Linked DNA regions of Homo sapiens: region 2 is linked to region 1. A link is a loop called in an ENCODE intact Hi-C map of the cell type or tissue named here. Cell type or tissue: chondrocyte. All regions are shown on one strand. Links, peaks and the distances in the headings refer to the core of each region. The heading gives the core; the rest is flanking DNA.

The links. Peaks named below come from ENCODE experiments on the same cell type or tissue, not always from the same donor. Only the 100,000 strongest peaks of a DNase experiment are listed, where the experiment ranks them.
Region 2: it touches region 1 in a loop (2.3-fold over the local background); 6 of 110 quality-filtered maps call a loop at or near these places.

What each region holds. Positions count from the first base shown.
Region 1 is chr16:74,363,583-74,374,115 of GRCh38, forward strand. It overlaps the pseudogene PDPR2P. Among named protein-coding and RNA genes, the nearest start is that of NPIPB15, 7.5 kb to the right of the region's middle. RefSeq lists silencers at 4,564-4,853, 4,632-4,883 and an enhancer at 4,914-4,963. In chondrocyte, for the core only: no CTCF peak of the experiment used is centred there; DNase peaks (open chromatin) are centred at 4,239 and 4,649.
Region 2 is chr16:74,424,841-74,436,343 of GRCh38, forward strand. It overlaps LOC107984827 (a long non-coding RNA gene), which reads left to right. Exons shown (of 3, transcript XR_001752253.3): 2 at 9,603-9,768; 3 at 10,330-10,732. Among named protein-coding and RNA genes, the nearest start is that of CLEC18B, 9.1 kb to the left of the region's middle. RefSeq lists an enhancer at 6,369-6,922. In chondrocyte, for the core only: CTCF peaks have their summits at 5,459 (motif pointing left) and 5,669; no DNase peak of the experiment used is centred there.

The sequences.
Region 1 (10,533 bases), core at 374-8,373:
ATCTGTGGTCTCATTTCTCCTTTCCTCACACTCTGACCAAGCCAGACTGAACAACCTGTAATTCGTCAAACATATCAGGTGAGGTGTGAATGTTCTATTCGGCTCCAGGTTCTGTGCATGCTGTTCCCTCCTGGCAGGTTCCTGCCACCCCTCCCGCAAATACAGGTAATCTCCTCAGGTCACAGCCTCTTTGACATCTTATTTATTTATTTTTTTTGAGATGGAGTCTCGCTCTGTCGCCCACGCTGGAGTGCAGTGGTGCGATCTCAGCTCACTGCAAGCTCTGCCTCCTGGATTGATGCCATTCTCCTGCCTCAGCCTCCTGAGTAGCTGGGACTACAGGCACCCGCCACCATGCCTGGCTAATTTTTTTTTTTAATTTTTAGGAGAGACGGGGTTTCACCATGTTAGCCAGGATGGTCTCAATCTCCCGACCTCGTGATCCGCCTGCCTTGGCCTCCCAAAGTGCTGGGATTACAGGTATGAGCCACCGTGCCCAGCCCTGTCTTTGACATCTTATCTGACAATCTCCCCCTCCTTCTCCAACACTTGGTTAGGTGGCTTTTCTATGTTCTCCTATAACACACTACACTTCTCCCAGCACAGAACTTACCACACTGCACAATGGTCTGTTTGCCAATCAGAGAAGCAACATGCCAGCATGGCAGGGAATCCAGGCTTTGGGGGCGGACAGTTCTGGGTTTGAAAATATCCCCACCTCTCACTAGCTGTATGACTATCAGCAAGTTACTAAATCTCTAGGCTTTGAACTCCTCATCTGTAACACGGGCTAGAAACACCTACCTCACATGGTTGCTGCAAAGACTAAATCAGACAAGGCAGGAAGAACATGGTACAAGCACCTAAGAAGCACTCAGTAAGTGGTAGTTATTTTTTATTATTTTTTGAGACGAGGTCTGTCATGCAGGCTGGAGTACAGCGGCATGATCATGGCTCACTGCAGTCTCAACCACCCAGACTCAAGCGATCCTCCCACCTCAGCCTCCAGAGTAGCTGGGACCACAGATGTGTACCATCACACTCAGCTAATTTTAAAATTATGAATATTTGTAGAGGTGAGGTCTCACTACGTTGCCCAGGATGGTCTCGAGCTCCTGACCTCAAGTGATCTGCCCACATTGGCCTCCCAAAGTGCTGGAATTACAGGCTAAGCCACCACACCCGGCCTATTATTTCCCTATTATAATGGAACTAAGAGCAGAAACCTTATAAATTGCTCAATTTTCCCAGCGTTCAGCATAGGTACCTAGGAAATATATGTTGATGCATGAATGAGAACAGAGAACAAAGAAGATGGGGGGAAAAAATCAAAGGTAGGACCCCCAGATTTGAGGAGATATCTAAATACCTGAGAGAATTATTTTTATTTTTATTTATTGTGAAACAGAGTCTCACTCTGTCGCCCAGGCTGAAGTGCAGAGGCGTGATCTCAGCTCACTGCAACCTCTGCCTTCCAGGTTCAAGTGTTTCTCCCGCCTCAGCCTCCCGAGTAGCTGGGATTACAGGCGCACGCCACTGTGCCCGACTAATTTTTTGTATTTTTAGTAGAGATGGAGTTTCACCATGTTGGCCAGGCTGGTCTCGAACTCCTGACCTCAGGTGATCCACCCACCTTGGCCTCCCAAAGTGCTGGGATTACAGGCATGAGCCACTGTGACCGGCCAATAATTTTTAAAGCTAATATTTTTATAAGTAGTTACAATGCACCAGATACTGCCTATGTATATAACTAATTTAATCCTCACAACCTTATGAGGTAGATACTAGCATTTCTATTCTACACTTGAGGAAACAGGCACAGATAAGTGGAAGTGACTCACCCAAGGTCCTACCAAACTGTTGAGTAGCAGAACCCTGCCAATTTGGCATTAGTGGCCGGCTATTTAATCATGACTCCACGCTACCTTTCAAATAAAAGCAGATGGTAAGGAAAGGACAGCTGTGAGGACTGAACCATTAAGCACATTCCCCTAACAGAGAAAGGGAATTGCAAAGGTGGCAGAACAAACACAGTAACAGATGAGTTTTAAGGAGGAATTAAAAAAAAACTTTAGGCCGGGCGCCATGTCTCACGCCTGTAATCTCAGCACTTTGGGAGGCCGAGGCGGGTAGATCATTTGAGGTCGGAAATTGGAGACCAGCCTGGCAAACATGGTGAAACTCCGTCTCTACCAAAGATACAAAAAATTAGCTGGGTGTGGTGGCACGCACCTGTGGTCCCAGGTACTCATGGTGCGGCCACCATTGCATCTTGGGCCTCACTAACCAGTTCCCGTTTGTTGGATTCAATACTGTCTCACCACACAGGCCAATCTTGTGTTTTATTAATTTTTTAAATTTTTTTTTTTTTTTTTGTAGAGATGGGCTCACTATGTTGCCCAGGCTGGTCCTGAACTCCTGAGGTAGGAGGATCGCTTGAGCCTGGGAGACAGAGGTTGCAGTGAGCCGAGATTATGCTACTGCACTCCTGCCTGGGTGACACAGTGAGACTCTGTCTTAAACAAAACAAAACAAAAAAAGGCCAGGCGCAGGGGCTCACACCTGTAATCCTAGCACTTTGGGAGGCCAAGGTGGGTGGATCATTTGAGGTCAGGAGTTTGAGACCAGCCTGATCAGCATGGTGAAACCCCGTCTCTACTAAAAACAGAAAAATTAGCCAGGTGTCGTGGCTTGCACCTGTAGTCCCAGCTACTCAGGAGGCTGAGACAGGAAAATTGCTTCAACCAGGGAGATGGAGGCTGCAGTGCGCAGAGTCGCGCCACTGCCTGGGTGACACAGTGAGACTCCATCTCAAAAAAGCCCAGGGTGCTTGGCGCCAAAAAAGGGATCTCTGACCTTGTGTTCATTATGACCTTCAAAAGAGTGAAGTGGTGAGGGCATGAGGGCAGAGGAAAAGAAGGGCTTAAGACAACGAAGGAAAAGAAGGCACCAGAGTCTAGTGCCTTTGCCGCCAAACCTAAGCCTATAAGGTTGGCAGCAAAACCAAAGCACAAACTGATAGCAAAGGAGGTAAAGCCAGGGGAGAAGAAACTGAAGACGTCAAAGACAGAAATGAAGCACATCATCTGGTTTAAAACAAATGATAGAGTTTTTACAGTTCTGGAAAATGACCGTATAATATTCTCTGCTAAGAAGAATAACTTCTGCTAAACAACCATAAGACTGCAGCTGGCTCTACTCAGATCTGCTTATTCCAACAAGACCAAGGTGCTAGTTCTAACTTCGAGTAGTCCCTCTGTATGGCTGCAGCGTTGCGCACAGTGGACTGCCGGTCACAAGGAAGACTGGATGAGCGTGGGTTCACACATTTCCCACACTTGCCTCAGCAAAAGAACCACCTGGGACACTTGTTTAAAAATGACAGATTCCCACGGTCCACCTCGGCAGATTCTGATCCTGCCACGCCAGGGAGCTGTATTTTTCAACAAGTACACCAGGTGATCACGCAAGTTTAAGAAATTAGCACAAGTTGGCCGGGCGCAGTGGCTCACGCCTGTAATCCCAGCACTTTGGGAGGCTGAGGCGGGCGAATCACGAGGTCAGGAGTTCCAGACCAGCCTGGCCAACATAGTGAAACCCCGTCTCTACTAAAAACACAAAAATTAGCCGGGCGTGGTGGCGCACACCTGTATTCCCAGCTACTTGGGAGGCTGAGGCAGGAGAATTGCTTGAACCCAGGAGGCAGAGGTTGCAGTGAGCCGAGATCGCGCCACTGCACTCCCGCCTGGGCGACAGAGTGAGACTCCGTCTCGGAAAAAAGAAAAAAAAAGAAAAAAGAAAAAAGAAATTAACACAAGTCCCTGCCACTGGAAACGCATATCCGTTGGGCTGGCTCCTCCTCCACCACCAGCCCCCATCCCGGTACATCACGTTTACATGCATGCGGAAAATGGGCTTGGAGATTCTTGATTCAAATCCGAGGTATCACACATCGGCCCCCAAAGGTCAAACATTAAGAAGGAAGCTTACTGCCCTGTCCCAGACTTTTCTAGGTGACTTCTTCCTCCGGACTCTGCAGCAGTCTTACTAGTTCTGAAAGCACAAGCGGACCGCACGTCTCAACGCGGGAAAACAGTTCCATCTGCAGGGATGGAGGACCGGGCTAGACAAGCTGGAGTTGGCTCTGCGCCGCAGGGGTGTGCAAGCCCAAGACTGGGGAGCCCGAGGTCACCCCGGCCGCCCTGGCATCGGGGCTGAGGTGCAGGCTCCTGGAGGAGCGGTGCGCAGGCCCAGGGGTAGCCGAGGACACAAGCCAAGGCACGAGCGGACAACCTTACGGGGACGAGTACTACCGCCCGGACGCGACTTCGCGAGAGGCCAGGCGGAACCCACTGGAAGCGTGAGCTAGCGGGGACCACCCCCGGGCGAAACCAAAGGAGAAAGAGGGGAACCCAGGGGTCCCGGGGCGCTTAGGCCCGCGCGGACGGGGAGGCCAGAGTTGCCCCGAAGCTATCTCCTTACCTCACCGGCCCCCACGGGCTCCGCGCTCAGCTACAGCCCGGCGGGAGCAATGCGGCAGCCACAACAGTTGCCGGCGGTCGCCGCGGGCCGGAAAGCGGGGTTCGGGGATGGGAAGGGGGCGGGGCGAAGCGAGCAAAAAGTTCCGGGGAAGCCGAGACCGCGACCTTCCGCGCTTTACGGCCCCCGGGCACGGGTACCGCCGGCGCGTGACCTCAGCCGCGCCCGAGCGCGCCGTGACGCCCTCGCGGAGCCCCGCCCCTGCCACGTGGGCTTGTTTGGGTCTCGCGAGGCACCGCCCCCGCGGCCTCTTTGCCACCCTCAGAGGCGAGCTGTGGAAGCCTTGACTCTTAGGGCCGTTTTAGAACCCGGGCCTCGGACCGGCGGGGTTTCTGCACGTGGAACCGGAACATCTGAGATGATCGCAGGCCCTGTGGAGTGTGGGGAGCGCGGGGGTTCTTTCTTCCCTCGAGGCCCGTGCCAGGGCTTACTCCAAAGCCAGTGGGTCCCCAGTCCTAAGCCAAGCAGTCCCGGGGGAAAACGCTTCTCATCGCCGTGGGAGCGCGGATCTTGGAAGTGGCTCTGGGCTTTCTTGGGCGAGGCTCTCACAGAGTAGATCGGAAATCCATTCTGCTGGCCCGCCCCACCTCGGAGGACGGACTAACGGACCTGAGTTCCCGGCCCTATCTTACTCTTCTCAGCTTCTCAGCTTGGCTCAGCTCAGAGGAAGAGGAATCACTGAAGTCTCAGAGAAGTCTCCACTCATCCCTTCCTCACCGTCACATCAGCCTTTTCTTTCCTTCTAGAAGTCATCACTGACTCAAGGATATAAGTTTGATGACTGTCTTTTCCACTGGTGTGACACGATCTCTGTCGACAGAACCTTAGTCTTATGCATAGCTTTATTCTCAGCACCCAGAACAGTGCCTGGCACCTCTTCCACTGAATATTATATGCATAAGGGTCTCATGCTGCAGCCACCATTGCATCTTGGGCCACACTATCCAGTTCCCGTTTGTTGGATTCAATACTGTCTCACCACACAAACCAATCTTGTGTTTTATTAATTAAAAAAAATTTTTTTTTTTTTTGTAGAGATAGGCTCACTGTGTTGCCCAGGCTGGGCCTGAACTCCTGGCTTCAAGTGATCCTTCCATCTCAGCCTCCCAAAGTCCTGGGATTACAGGCGTGAGCCACTGTGCCTGCCCCAATCTTGTGTTTTATTGCTGGCCACCTGTAGCCAGGCACTGTGCAGGATGATGGGATCCAGCAGTGTACAAGAAAGAGGCGGTTTCTGCTCTTAGGGAGTGGCAGTCAAGTTCCAGGGACCCCTCTGTCACAAGGCCAGGCCACAGCCTACATAGTTTATACCCCATTTACTGGCCAGTCAAATCACACAAAGACAGCCCAGATGAGGTCTGCCAGACAGTGGACTGAAACTATGCCATAGGCTCCTGTGCTAGATAAATACTTCCATATTTTAGCTAGGATTGAATGCTTGGGGACACCTACCTGTCTAAAAAAAGAGAAAACGGCTGACCAATTTGAGACATTCTCGGGGAAGGCTTTCCTGATGCCCAGATGTGGCAATTTCATGAAAAATATCACAGGTTTTCCTCATGAACCATTTGGTTCAAGCCATTTCCAGGCACATGAATTTGGGAGAAACCTGGTTGTCTGCAGGAGATGGTGGATGAAATCAAGTGAAATACTTAATGTGTTGATTTCATTCTGTTTACGTGCAGTAAATAGCAAACAAATGGTATAGATCTGTCCCTGATTTCCTTCTCCATCACCATGATCGGCCTCCACTCCAAAATGCTAAGTCAGGCTGGGTGCGGTGGCTCATGCCTATAATGCCAGCACTTTGGGAGGCCAAGGCAGTTGGATCACGTGAGGTCAGAAGTTCGAGACCAGCCTGATCAATATGGTGAAACCCCATCTCTACTAAAAAATACAAAAATTAGCTGGGCGTGGTGACACATGCCTGTAATCCCAGCTACTTGGGAGGCTGGGACAGGAGAATTGCTTAAACCCAGGAGGCGGAGGTTGCAGTGAGCTAAGATTGTGTCACTGCACTCTAGCCTAGGTGACAGAGCGAGACTGTCTCAAAAAAAAAAAAAAAAAAAAAGGAAGGAAGTCCTAAGGCCCCTTTCATTGTCAAAGATGGGTCTTGTCCTTAGTAGGTTCTCATAACCACTGATGCACTATTTTTTCTAGGGGGTTGAGTGTTTTTATTTTATTATTATTTTTTAGATGGAGGCTCACTCTGTTGCCCAGGCTGGAGTGCAATGGCGTGGTCTCGGTTCACTGCAACCTCTGCCTCCCAGGTTCAGGCGATTCTCCTACCTCAGCCTCCCCAGTAGCTGGGACTGTACAGGCGTGCGCCACCACGCTGGGCTAATTTTTGTATTTTTATTAGAGACAGGGTTTCACTATGTTGGCCAGGCTGGTCCCAAACTCCTGACCTCATGATCCGCCCACCTAGGCCTCCCAAAGTGCTGGAATTACAGGTGTGAGCCACCGCGTCCAGCCTATTTTTATTTTTTGAGATTAGCTCTCACTCTGTCACCCAGGCTGGAGCACAGTGGTGCAATCACGGCTCACTGCAGTCTTAACTTCCTGGGCTCTAGCGATTCTCCCACCTCAGCCTCCCGAATAGCTGAGACCTCAGGCGTGTTCCACCGTCCCCAGCTAACTTTTGTATTTTTTGGTAGAGGTGGGGTTTCACTATGTTGCTGAGGCTGGCATTAAACTCCTGACCTCAAGAGATCCACCTGCCTTGGCCTCCCAATGTGCTGGGATTAGAGGCATGAGCCACCACGTCCTGCCCTAAACAGACGTTTTAATTACGCTTGTCAAGTCCTCTTGTGAAATATTCATCTGCAGTGACTTGGTAAATGTGTTTGCTACCACACAGGATAAACAGTGTACAGACAAACATTTGACATACCTATGTTACCACAGTGTAAGAATGAATTTGGATCTGAGGTCGCTAAGATGCAGGCGTTTATCTTACCTCCCTCCAGCACCGGCATGGCTGTGGGGAAGGCCTCCCTCCTCCCTCTGAAGTTCTTGTCGCCATCAGTAGACTGGACATCTGCCTACAACCGACTTCACAGAAAGGACCTGACACCTGGCATGCTTCTCGTGTGCTTGAGAGCCTGTGTTTGTGTGGAAAGCAGGGATGTTCTCATTCACACCATGGGAAGAGAAGAATGTTGCGAGTAACAATCAGTACTTTTTTTTTTTTTTTTTTTTTTTGTGAGACAGAGTCTTGCTTTGTCACCCAGGCTGGAGTACGGTGGCGCGATCTTGGCTCACTGCAAGCTCTGCCTCCCGGGTTCACGCCATTCTCCTGCATCAGCCTCCCGAGCAGCTGGGACTACAGGCGCATGCCACCATGCCCAGCTAATTTTTGTATTTTTAGTAGAGACAGGGTTTCACCATGTTGGCCAGGATGGTCTCGATCTCTTGATCCACTGCGCCCAGCCAGGAACTTCTTTTTTTTTTTTGAGACGGAGTCTCACTGTGTCGCCAGGCTAGACTGCTGTAGTGCGATCTCGGCTCACTGCAACCTCCAACTCCCTGGTTCAAGGGATTCTCCTGCCTCTGCCTCCTGAGTAGCTGGGATTACAGGCGTGTGCCACCACACCCAGCTAAATTTTGTATTTTTAATAGAGATGGGGTTTCACTATGTTGGCCAGGATGGTCTCGATCTCCTGACCTTGTGATCCGCTCGCCTCGGCCTCCCAGAGTGTTGGGATTACAGGCATGAGCCACTACACCCGGCCTGGAACTTCTCTCTCTTTTTTTTTTTTTGAGACGGAGTCTCGCTCAGTCACCCAGGCTGGAGTGCAGTGGCACCATCTCGGCTCGCTGCAAGCTCCGTCTCCTGGGTTCATGCCATTCTCCTGCCTCAGCCTCCCGAGTAGCTGGGACTACAGGCGCCCACCACTATGCCCGGCTAATTTTTTTGTATTTTTAGTAGAGATGGGGTTTCACCGTGTTAGCCAGGATGGTCTCGATCTCCTGACCTCGTGATCTGCCTGCCTCAGCCTCCCAAAGTGCTGGGATTACAGGCGTGGGCCGCGGCACCCGGCCCAGGAACTTCTCTTATATCTAGAAGCCACCGGATGTTAACTAAGAGTCCTGGGAAGAAATGGTAGTCATTTAAAGCTTTTTTAAGAGGGAAGACTTGCACTGGGTCTTAATGAAAATACATAGGACAAAATTTTTCCTTCTGTATCAGCTCACGTAATCTTTCTGGCAATCTCATGAAGTAAATTTTAGCAGATAGAGTAGACACAGATGTAACATGACTTTTCCAAGATCACACACCTAGGAGGAAGGACCAGAAATGGAGCTCTTCCCATGTTGAATATCTGAATCTAATGATCTTTGCACTATGCCATAGGACAGGTGGCCAGGAAAGCATCTGAGACTGGGTGATGTAAGGGCTGGATACAGAGACAGAAAAAAGCAGGCAGTGTAACAGGAAGGAACGCAGCTAGCTATGGTAGATGGGATGTTGTTTTCAATTCCTCATTCCCTATTGCCATGTGACCTTGCAGTGCACGAAATGGGGGGAGTAGGATTCCTGTCCCACTGATGTTGGTTGGCTTCAGTCAAACATTATTATTATTATTTTGAGATGGAGTCTTGCTCTGTCGCTAGGCTGGAGTGCAGTGGCACGATCTCGGCTCACTGCAACCTCTGCCTCCTGGGTTCAAGCAATTCTTCTGCCTCAGCCTCCCGATTAGCTGGTACTACAGGAGCACGCCACCACACCCAGCTAATTTTTGTATATATAAATTTTTTTTAGTTGAGACAGGGTTTCACCATGTTGGCCAGGATGGCCTCAATCTCTTGACCTTGTGATCCGCCCGCCTTGGCCTCCCAACGTGCTGGGATTACAGGCGTGAGCCATTGCACCTGGCCAACCAAACTTATTTTTTAAGGTGGGTAGAAGCCATAGTGTACAGATCTGGAGATTGGCCTTAAGAGGTGTTGAGCATGTCATCAGCCCTTGTCACAAGTTTATGCCCTGAGTAGCTGTTGGATCATGGAAAGTGAAAGGCACTTGAAACAGACCTGAACTCAGCCTGAAGCCAAGCCTGCTGACCCTCAGCCTGAAACAAAGCTGTCCAAGCCTGCTGACCCTCAGTTTGAAACAAAGCTGTCCAAGCCTACTGACTCTCAGTTTGAAACACAGCTGTCCAGCTAGACCATAGTCACCTACAGTCTCATGAGCATGGCACTGAATGCTTTGTTGTAAGGCACTGAGTTTTGGGCTGGTTTACTAGGTAGCCTTTTTTGCAGCTCAAATAAAGGCTGTCTGATAGTGCAATTATATAAGAATGGTGAAATCAGGGCCTACGCCTTCTTAAGGAAATCTTCACTCACTGCAGTCTTGCAAGTCAATGGTCTTATTCTGCTTATCCAACTAATTCTGGAGCAGCTACATCTGGGAACCCCGTAGGCTCACGTCTACAACAGTGTCTTCATCCTGTCTTCTCAATCAGCCCCTTCTATTTCCAGTTCCAGGAATGGCCAACCACACCAGAAACCTGGGACTCACCTGGTCTCCCCACTCGCCTCTCCCTCCACCTCCTGCTCATCACCCAGCCTCAAAGGGTCTGTCTCCTCAGTGCCTCTCCTCTGTTCGGACCTCTCTGTCCCTACCACCGCTGCTGTGGTTGAGAGGGTTGTCAGCCCTGACTTCGAGAACAATCTTTTTTTTTTTTTGAGATGGAGCCTCAGTCTGTCGCCCAGGCTGGAGTGCAGTGGTGCGATCTTGGCTCACTGCAACCTCCGCCTCCCGGGTTGAAGTGATTCTCCTGCCTCAGCCTCCTGAGTAGCTGGGATTACAGGCATGCACCACCATGCCCCGCTAATTTTTGTATGTTTAGTAGAGACTGGGTTTCACCATATTGGTCAGGCTGGTCTCGAACTCCAAACCTTGTGATCCGCCCGCCTCTGAGATCAGAACTGAGATCACGCCACTGCATTCCAACCTGGGCAACAAGAGCTAACTCTGTCTCAAAAAAAAAA
Region 2 (11,503 bases), core at 1,555-9,554, 62 kb after region 1:
CACTTGAGCCCAGGAGACAGAGGTTGCAGTGAGCTGAGATCACACCACTGCACTCCAGCCTGGGCAACAGAATGAGACTCTGTCTAAAAAAAAAAATCATGTCTATTTGATTTTTAAATTTTTCTTGAGACGAAGTCTGGCTCTGTTGCCCAGCTGGAATGCAGTGGCACAATTTTGGTTCACTGTGACCTCTGCTTCTGGGGCTTTGACCTCCACATCCCAGGCTCAAGCCATCCTCCTACCTCAAGCTCCTGAGTAGCTGGACTGTGGGTGTGCGCCACCATGCCAGGTAATTTTTGTATTTTTAGTAGAGATGGGGCTTCACCATGTTGCCCAGGCTGGTCTCAAAGCTCAAGTCATCTGCTGGGATTATAGGCGTGAGCCACCACAACCAGCCCCATATTAGTATGTTGAAGCCCTACCTCCATTACCTCCGTGTCACTGTATTTAGAGATAGGGTCTTTAAAGAGGTAATTAAAGTTAAATGAGGTCACTGGGGTGGGTCCTGATCCAGTCTGACTGGCCTCGTTATAAGAAGAGACACACAGAGGGAAGATCCTGTGAAGACACAGGGAGAAGGCGGCTGTAGACAAGCCAAGGAAAGAGGTCCTCAGAGGGAACCAACCCCCCGGCACCTTGATCCTGGCCTTTATGCCTCCAGAACTCTGAGAAAATACATTCTGTTTTTTAAGCCACCCAGTGTGTGGTACCTTGTATGGCAGTCCTAGCAAACGAATACAGCCCTTACGCAAAACGTACAGCTAATATCACACTTAACAGTGAGACCAAAGACTTTCCTCCCTAAGATCAAAACAAGGCAAGGATGTCTTTTGTCACCGGTCCCACTAAACATTGTACTATTGAATGCGCAATTTGTGCAATAAGTTAAGAAAAAGACATTAAAGGCATCCACACTGAAAAGAAAGAAGTAAAACTATCTTCATTTGCAGATGACATAATTCTACTGTAGAAAATCCGAAGGAATGTGTAAAAAAAAAAAAAAACCCTACTAGAATAAAGGTCTCAGAATACAAAATTAACATACCAAAATCCACTGCATTTCTACACATTGGCAATAAACAATCCGAAAATGAAATTGAGGAAACAGTTCCACACATGGCCAGGCACGGTGGCTGACATCTGTAATCCCAGCACTTTCCGAGACCGAGGCAGATGGATTGCTTGAGGTCAGGAGTTCAAGACCAGCCTGGCCAACATGGTGAAACCTCATCTCTACTAAAAATACAAAAAATTAGCCAGGCGTGGTGGTGGGCAACTGTAATCCCAGCTACTCTACTCAGGAGGCTGAGGCAGAAGAATTGCTTGAACCCGGGAGGCGGAGGTTACAGTGAGCCGAGATTGCGCCACTGCACTCCAGACTAGGCGACAGAGTGACTCATTCTCAAAAAAAAAAAAAAAAAAAAAAATCCATACACATAAAACTGTAAAACAACATTGCTGAGAGAAACTAAAGATCTAAAAAAATGCATAGACATTTCACATTCATCCAGGCTGGACTGCAGTGGCGTGATCTCTTCCTACTGCAACCTCTGCCTCCTGGGTTCAAGTGATTCTCCTGCCTCAACCTCCCGTGTAGCTGAGATTACAAGCACCTGCCACCATGTCCAGCTAATTTCTTTTTTTTCTTTTCTTTTCTTTTTTTTTTTTTTTGAGACAGAGTCTCACTCTGTCACTGAGGCTGGAGTGCAGTGGCGCGATCTGGGCTCACTGCAACTTCCACCCCTTCGGTTTAAGTGATTCTCCTGCCTCAGCCTCCCAAGTAGCTTGGATCACAGGCACCCGCCACCACACCCGGCTAATTTTTGTATTTTTAGTAGAGACAGGGTTTTACCATGTTGGCCAGGCAGGTCTTGAACTCCTGACCTCAAGTGAGCCACCCACCTTGGCCTCCCAAAGTGCTGAAATTACAGGCATGAGCCACTGCACCTGGCCAATTTTTGTATTTTTAGTAGAGACAGATTTCACCATGTTGGCCAGGGAAAACTCAATATTGTTAAGATAGATGGTAATTCTCCCCAAATTTGTCTATTAATTCAATGCAATGCCCATCAAACTTCCAAAAGATTTTTGTTGTTGTTGTGTTTATTTTAAAGCAATTGAGAGGCCAGGTTTGGTGGCATGCGCCTGTAATCCCAGCTATTTGGGAGACTGAGGCAAGAGGATCCCTTGAGCCCTGGAGTTTGAGACCAGCCTGGGCAATATAGCAAGATCCATCTCAAAAAAAATTTGAAAACTGGATCTTAAAATTTGCATGGAAACGCAAAGGAATTAGAATAACCAAAACACATTTGAAAAAGAATAAAACTGGAGAATGTATACTACCTGATTTCAAAACTTGCTATGAAACTTCTAGTAATCACATCTATAAGATATGGAAAAAGGACAAGACATATAGATCAAGGAACAGAATGAACAATACAGGAAAAAACTCTTACATTTATGGCCAATTTATTTTGTTTTATTTGAGGGTCTCACTTTGTCACCCAGGCTGGAGTGCAGTGGTACCATAATTGCTGAGTAGCCTCGAATTCCTGGGCTCAAGCCATCCTCATGCCTCAGCCTCCTGAGCAGGTAGAATGATAGGCACGTGCCACCATACCCAGCTACTTTTTTTTTTTTTCCAGACAGGGTCTCACTCTGTCACCCAGGCTGGAGTACAGTGGTGTGCTCACGGCTCCGGGGTTCAGGTGATCCTCCCACCTCAGCGTCCCAGGTAGTTGGGACTATGGGCATGCACCACCATGCCCGGCTAATTTTTTGTATTTTTGGTAGAGACGGGGTCTTGCCATGTTGTCTAGGCTGGTCTAAAACTCCTGGGCTCAAGCGATCCTCCTGCCTTGGCCTCCCAAAGCGCTGGCATTACAGTTGTGAGCCACCGCGCCCGGCTCCGCCTCCCGGGTTTACACCATTCTCCTGCCTCAGCTTCCCGAGTAGCCGGGACTACAGGCGCCCACCACCACACCCGGCTAATTTTTTGTATCTTTAGTAGAGAAGGGGTTTCACTGTGTGAGCCAGGATGGTCTTGATCTGACCTTGTGATCCACATGCCTTGGCCTCCCAAAGTGCTGGGATTACAATCATGAGCCACCGTGCCTGGCCCTTCTTTTTCTTTTTTTTAGATAGGGGTCTCACTATGTTGCCCAGGCTGGAGTGCAGTGGCTATTCATAGGTGCAATCATAGTGCACTGCAATCTCCAACTCCTGGTCAGCCGCTACTTCTTAAAATGTTTCTCTGTCTGGTTCATGTTTCAAAGTCTGGTTCATGACTCTGCTACACTTCAGTTTCAAAAGCTGGTAGCAAAGGAAAGAACATGCCAAGAGCTGAGGTTCTGCTGTGATGAGACCACCCAAGCTCCCCGTATCTATACCAAGGGATCTGTTGCCCAGGCTGGAGTGCAGTGGTGTGGTCTTGGCTCACTGCAACCTCTGCCTCCCGGGTTCAAGAGATTCTCCTCCTTCAGCCTCTCAAGTAGCTGGGATTATAGATATGCACTACCACACCCGGCTAATTTTTGTATTTTTAGTAGAGATGGCGTTTCACCATGTTGGCCAGACTGGTTTTGAACTCCTGACCTCAAGTGATCTGCCCGCCTTGGCCTTCCAAAGTGCTGGGATTACAGGCATTAGCCACCACACCCGGCCCAGATGTCTTACTTAGCTCTTCAAGGCTTACGGAAGTTGGTACCTTGTGGAACTAGGCTGGGGAGGTCTGGATGCCAGATGTTCTTCTGAGGTTGCTGTTCTTATAATTGCTGTATTCAAATATATCACCCAGTTGAGATGAAATGCCTAGAGCACAGCTGCGGAGTGGGACCAGCTGGGCTGAGGAGGGAATGAAGTACAAACATCCAGCGATGTTCAGGGCCCTGAAGCAGCTGGGAAGCGCAGGCGTTCAAATCACCAGAGGCATGGCTATATCAGCTCACATATCATGCACACAGATGCATGTCCTAGGCGTGGAAACAAAGCTCCCCAGACCATGGTTAACTCACCGCATGCACCTGGAGTTCCATCTGCACCAAGGCACCAGTGGTTACTTTTAGAAATAAACAAGTCACAATGAACACAGTTAAAAGATGTCAGCACTAGTGGCACTTGGGGACTCCAGCCCAGCTCCTGTCACAAGCAACTGGCCACCAGGTCTGGACCCACATCCTTTGCTCTTGGCCTACTGAGGTCATTCAGTTTTGCTCATCTCCCACAACCTGGAAACCCAAGGGGGCAGGCTGTGCAGTTCATCCTGGAAGAATAATAGAAGAGCAGCTGTCGTGCATGGAAAGATCATGCAATGGGTCAAGTATTTAATTAATTATTTTTTGAGACAGGGCCTTGATCTGTCACCCAGGCTGGAGTGCAGTGGCGCGATCATAGCTCACTGCAGTCTTGAACTTCTGGGCTGAAGCGATCCTTTCACCTCAGCCTCCCGGGTAACTGGGACTATAGGCACGTACCACTCTACCTGGCTAATTTTTTGATTTTTGGTAGAGACGGCGTCTCCCTAAGTTGCCCAGACTTGTCTTGAACTCCTGGGCTCAAGCGATCCTCCTGCCTCAGCCTCCCAAAGTGCTGGGATTACAGGTGTGAGCCACTGCGCCTGACCTGTTAATTTATTTTTTGAGACAGGGCCTTGATCTGTCACCCAGGCTGGAGTGCGGTGGCACGATCACGGCTCATAGCAGTCTTGAACTTCTGGGCTGAAGCGATCCTTTCACCTCAGCCTCCCGGGTAGCTGGGACTACAGGCACGCACCATTATACCTGGCTAATTTTTTTATTTTTGGTAGAGACGGGGTCTCCCTAAGTTGCCCAGGCTGGTCTTGAACTCCTGGGCTCAAGCGATCCTCCCACCTTGGCCTCCCAGTGTTGGGATTACAGGCGTGAACCACCATGCCAGTCTGGGTCAAGTATTTTATATTCATTACTTGAGTTTCATAACAACCCTATAAAGTAGGCATCACTGTCCATTTTAAAACAAGTAAACAGAGGCCTAGGAAAGGTAACCACCCAAGGTCGTATACACCAAGGAAGAGGCAATGCTGGCATTCAGACCCAGGCCAGTAAACCCAAAGCCCCATGCCCTTGACCCACCACAACAATCTGGGATTCTGAGGGGCTTGAGTCAGGTGACACCCCAGATCTAAGCATCTGAAGGTCCCTAACTGTGGAGGCTTTCATGAGAACAAGCCACTGGACGGTAAGCACACGTCGCTCTTCTCAAGGGAGGGTGTACTAAAGGAGCCTCATCTCACTCCCCCTGTGCCATGGAGGCCACACCAGGTGAGCACCCTTGGGAGGGAGACGCATAGCCTGACTGGGGTGCTAATGTGTCCCGGCACTGGGTTCTCCACATGAACAGTTGTGTGAATCCAGGAGGCTCAGATCACGTGCCACAGCGCCACCTACTGGCCTGCGAACAACAACATCAGGAGATCGATTCCACTGGCTTTTCTTTGTTGCTCTGTGTGATTTCTTTACATATTCTGGATACACTGTCAGATGTATGTATTAGTCTCTCTCTATATAGAGAAGAATTATATAAGGAATTGACTCACGTGATTGTGCAGACCGGCAAGTCTGAAATTTGCAGGGCAGGCTGGAAACTCAGGTAAGAGTTGATGTTGCTGCTCGTCTTGAGTTGAAGGCAGTCTGGAAGCCAAAATCCTTCTTCCTGGGGGAACTTTAGTCTTTTCTCTTAAGGTCTTCAACTGATTGGGTGAGGCCCACCCATATTATGGAGGGCTTTACTGCTTTACTCAAAGTCTACTGACTTAAATGTTAATCACATCCAAAAAGTATCTTCACAATAATATCTAGGCTGATGTTTGCCAAACGTCTGGGCACCAAAGCCTAGCAAAGTTGACACATAAAATTAGCCAGCACAGCATCCACTTACTTGCTTGTAAAATGGGCAGTGACACACCTTTTTTTTAGACTTAACTAATGCACATTAAATATGCGGCCTGTTGTAAAAATCTTCCCATACATGACAACTGCTTTTTACCTTCTTTTTTTTTTTTTTTTTTTTTTGAGATGAAGTCTCCCTCTTGTCACCCAGGCTGGAGTGCAATGGTGTGATCTCGGCTCATTGCAACCTACGCCTCCTGGGTTGAAGCAGTACTCCTGCCTCAGCCTCCCAAGTCCCAAGTAGCTGGGATTACAGGTGCCTGACACCACGCCTGGCTGAATTTTTTTATTTTTAGTACAGACGGAGTTTCACTATGTTGGCCAGGCTGATCTTGAACTCCCAATCTCAGGTGATCCACCCATCTTGGCCTCCCAAAGTGCTGGGATTACAGGTGTGAGCCACTGCACCCAGCCTACTTTTTAAATTACTCTTGCAAGACAAACTGCATGGCCTATCCCCTTGGATTTCCAGGTTGTGACAGATGACTGGAGATGAGCAAAATGAAATGACCCAAGGAGGCCCAGAAACATTCAGCTCGAGAAGCAAATAACCCAGGCCCAGGTGTGTTGGTCAGTTGCTTGTGATGAACGCTGGGCTGGAGTCCACAAGTGCCATTGGCACTGATGTCTTCTAACCGAGCTCCTTGTGTCTGTTTACTAATTATGTGGGCTTAGTGTAGACTTCCTCTAGGATGCAGCCTGGGAGTTGGTGCAATGGTCTGATTGCAGGGAGGTATCTTTGCATGCCCAGGACATGCCCCTGGGTGCATATCCTATGTGAGCAGCTCTCCTCCTGGCCCCTGGGGATATTGGCTAGCATGGGCCCTATGCTTTCCAGCATCTTCCGGGCCCTGCATGTAGCTCGAAGTTTGTGCTTCATTTCCTCCTCAGACTGGCTGGCCCACTCTGCTGCTGTGCTCCAGAACCTCTCCACTGTGTGACCAGTTTGAACACCCAACCTCTGCACCTATCGTCTGGGTTAGAACCTTTCAGCAGCCTCACAGGAAAGCTTTGTGCCCAGTCTTCCACAGCCCATCTGCACGGGGACCAACTGCTGCCAGCCTTGCAGAGCAAAGGTGGCCAGGACGGCTGGCCACAGAAAAGGGTGCAGACATGGGGAAGGCTGGCTAGAGTCTCATCCAGAGAGGAGAGCCCATACTTGTGACCCATTCCACATTCTCCTTTACCGGGCAGTTTTTTGTTTTTTTGTTTTTTTTAAAACAGCATCTCACTCTATCTCCCAGGCTGGAGTGCAGTGACACAATCACAGCTCACTGCAGCCTCGACCCCTGGGCTGGAGTGACCCTCCTGTTGACAGCTATTGTGAGGCCTTGGTTCTTGTCTTCTTGGTTTAAAAGAATTTAAACAAGAGACACACAGCAAAAGAAGTGCAGCATAGAGTCATTTACTGTAAAGAAAAGAGTATTTTGAAAGTTAACTATATATAGGCTGGGCATGGTGGCTCACGCCTGTAATCCCAGCACTTTGGGAGGCCGAGGCGGGTGGATCACAAGGTCAGGAGTTCGAGACCAGCCTGGCCAATATGGTGAAATGCCGTCTCTACTAAAAATACAAAAATTAGCCGGGCATGGTGGCAAGCGCCTGTAGTCCCAGCTACTTGGGAGGCTGAGGCAGAAGTATTGCTTGAACACAGGAGGCGGAGGTTGCAGTCAGCCGAGATCGTGCCACTGCACTCCAGCCTGGCCAACAGAGCAAGACTGCATCTCAAAAAAAAAAAAAAAAAAAAAGTTAAGTATGGAATAGACAGTGCACTGAGAAACAGCATTCGTAAGGATGAGACAGCAAAGACTGGCGCTAGGGAGGCTCCCTTTCTGGAAGCCTTTCATGATTATTCGTAAGTGGGTGGGAAGAGGCGTTACTAGTAGGCATGGTCTGGGTGGTCTTCTTGGTGCACATGTGCAGTAGTTGTACATGCTTGTTTATACATCGCATGTCTCTTTAGCATCTTTTTTTTTTTTTGAGACAGAATCTCACTCTGTCGCCGAGGCTGGAGTGCAGTAGTGCGATCTCAGCTCACTGCAACCTCCACTTCCCAAGTTCAAGCAATTCTCCTGACTCGGCTTCCTGAGTAGCTGGGATTACAAGCACGTGCCACTACCCCTGGCTAATTTTTGTACTTTTAGCAGAGCCAGGCTGGTCTCGAACTCCAACCTCAAGTGGCCTGCCCTCCTTGGCCTCCCAAAGTGCTGGGATTACAGGTGTGAGCCACCGCACCTGGCATCTTTAGCATCTTAAATCTCCACCCAGGGGTGTATTTTTTACTATTAAAATGAGCAGTGTGTCGGTTTGAGGACAGGTGAAATCAAAATGTGCATGCTCTCTACAGGGGCAATCGCCTACTGAAGACAGCTTTGCTTGAATGAGCTCGATTACAATGTGAATGCTGAGGCTTATTGTGTTGATTGTACAGTCACCACGCTTGCTGCGTTCCCAGAACATGGTCATTTCCTTAACTACCTATCCTGCCTCACTCCCACCCCAGCCTCTTGAGTAGCTGACACTACAGGTGTGCAACACCACACCTGGCTAATTTCTTTTCTTTTCTTTTTTTTAGACAGTCTTGCTCTTTTGCCCAGGCTGGAGTGCAGTGGTGCAATCTTGCTTCACTGCAACCTCTGCCTCCCGGGTTCATGTGATTCTCTTGCCTCAGCCCCCCGAGTAGCTGGGATTACAGGCATGCACCACCACGCCCAGCTAATTTTTGTATTTTTAGTAGAGACAGGGTTTCACCATGTTGGCCAGGCTGGTCTCGAACACTTGACCTCAGGTGATCCACTGGCCTTGGCCTCCCAAAGTGCTGGGATTACAGGCGTGAGCCACTGTGCCTGGCTCCTTTTCAATTTTTGTAGAGACAAGGTCTCACTATGTTGCTCAGGCTGGTCTTGAACTCCTGGCTTCAAGCCATCCTCCCAAAGTGCTAGGATTATAGGCATGAGCCACTGCACCCAGCCACTACCTGACAGCTTTTAAGCCAAAGCTTAGTGGAATCATGGGAGGGAGAAATCCTAGCGTCAGCAAGTGAGGACTCGGGCAAGGAAAAGGACCTCTCCTCTCCAGGTCCACTTAGTGCCAGAGCTCTGCGCCTCACAACACACTGCTTGTTCCAGGCTCCACTTTTTCTTCTCAAAATGCTTTATAAATGCCTGGTCCCCATCCTCTTTGGAGTAAGGGTTAACGCTATTCTTCAGGTAATAAAATAAGGCACAGACTCTCTTCATATGATCTGGTACAACACCTCATCCCAGATGTGAAATCCTCTTTGCCTAGCCAGGCCATGCTTTCCTCCTCCAGGCAGGCTTCCAGATCTCCAGCTGCAGCTACTCATCCAGTCAGGAGCCAAGAGAACGAGAGAGGTAGACAGGGTGCAGCCTGCAGCCTTCTGCAACCTCCAGCCCCAGAACCCCTCAGCACCAGTTTATAAATGAAAGAGGTTTAATTGACTCACAGTTCCGTATGGCTGGGGAGGCCTCAGGAAACTTACAATCATGGTGGAAGGGGAAGCAGGCACATCTTACATGGTGGCAGGCAAAAGGCGGCCAGAGCAGGGAAAACTGCTTTATAAAACCATCAGATCTTGTGAGAACTCACTCATATCACAAGAACAGCATGGGGGAAACCGCCCCCATGATCCAATGATTTCCCTTCCCTTCCTTACAGGTCCCTCCCTCGACACCTGGGGATTACAATTAGAGATGCGATTTGGATGGGGACACCGAGAGAAACCATGACAGGGGCTCTCCAGAGAAGCAGCCCAGCCTTGGGCAACTTAGTTCTCCCATCTGACCATCCAACCCAATAAGGCTGCTGACTCACATAGGACCAGGTTAGTGTTTTTCTTAAAGGCACTACCTTTTTGTGGCTAATTTTTAGAATTTATTTTTATTATTATTTTTTTGAGACGGAGTCTCACTCTGTTGCCCAGGCTGGAGTGCAGTGGCGTAATCTTGGCTCACCACAACCTCTGCCTCCCGGGTTCAAGCAATTCTCCTGCCTCAGCTTCATGAGTAGCTGGGACTACAGGTGCATGCCACCACACCCTGCTAATTTTTTGCAGTTTTAATAGAGATGGGGTTTCACCGTGTTAGCCAGGATGGTCTCTATCTCCTGACCTCGTGATCCCCCTGCCTCAGCCTCCCAAAGTGCTGGGATTACAGGCGTGAGCCACTGTGCCCGGCCGCTAGAATTTAATTTTTATCAGATATATAAATACTAGTTTGAAGTCAAGTAATACTACAAAGCTTATAATGATGAACAGCAGCTCCCTGACTCACCAAACCCTTGCAATTCTCAATCCTCAGGAGTAATAACTCTCAACTCTTAGAGCTCTTTCTTATGGTAATTAACTATTAATTCATGCTCATACTGTTATTTTATTGGTTTTCAGGTTTCAGATATTCTCCACTAACTAGGAAGATGATTTTGCTTTCAGACCACACAGACACTCATCGCCCCTCTTGCCACCCATCCTTTAAATTTGATTGTTTTTTCCTTCTGGGGTTCAATCAATATTCATTGTTTACATTGTTTTAATTATGCAAATATCACTACTTGAGGCATACCACATACTCTAATTACATTTCTGTTAGTTTTCCTTTAACTGAAAACGTCTTAATTTCACCTTCATTCTTGAATGATATATTTGGTGGATATAGAATTTTGAGCTGACAGTTCTTTTCTTTCAACCCCTAATGATGTTCTACTGGCCTCTATGATTTCTGATGAGAAGTCCAAGTCATTCAAATCCTTGTCTGCCTTAAATTTGTTGTTTTCTCTGTTTTCAAGATTTTCTCAGTTTGCTTTTTTTTTTTTTTTTTTTGAGACAGAGTCTCGCTCTGTCACCCAGGCTGGAATGCAGTGCTGAGATCTTGGCTCACTGCAACCTCTGCCTCTTGGGCTCAAGCAATTCTCTGGCCTCAGCCTCCCTAGTAGCTAGGATTACAGGCACCTGCCACCATGCCTGGCTAAGTTTTGTATTTTTAGTAGAGACAGGGTTTCACCATCTTGGCCAGGATGGTCTTGAACTCCTGACCTCAGGTGATCCACCAGCCTCGGTCTCCCAAAGTGCTGGGATTACAGGTGTGAGCCACTGCGCCCAGACTATTTTGCATTTTTAATAGTTTGATCATGAGGTGCTTAGGCATAGTTCTCTTCAAATTTATTTTGTTTGGGGCTTATTGAGTATATTTATTTATTTATGAGATGGAGTCTCACTCTGTCACCCAGGCTGGAGTACAGTGGCATGATCTCGGCTCACTTGCAACCTCCACCTCCTGGGTTCAAGCAATTCTCGTGCCTTGGCCTCCCAAGTAGCTGGGACTACAGGCATGCACCACCATTTTTTTGTGGCTAATTTTTGTATTCTTAGTAGAGATGGGGTTTCACCATGTTGACCAGGCTGGTCTTGAACTCCTGATCTCAAGTGACCTGCCTGCCTCGGCCTCTCAAAGTGCTGGGATTACAGGCGTGAGCCACTGCGTCTGACCTTATTGAGCTTTAATCTGTAAACTTATTTACTAAAGTTGGGATGTTTTCAGTTATTATTTCTTTAAATATTTTTC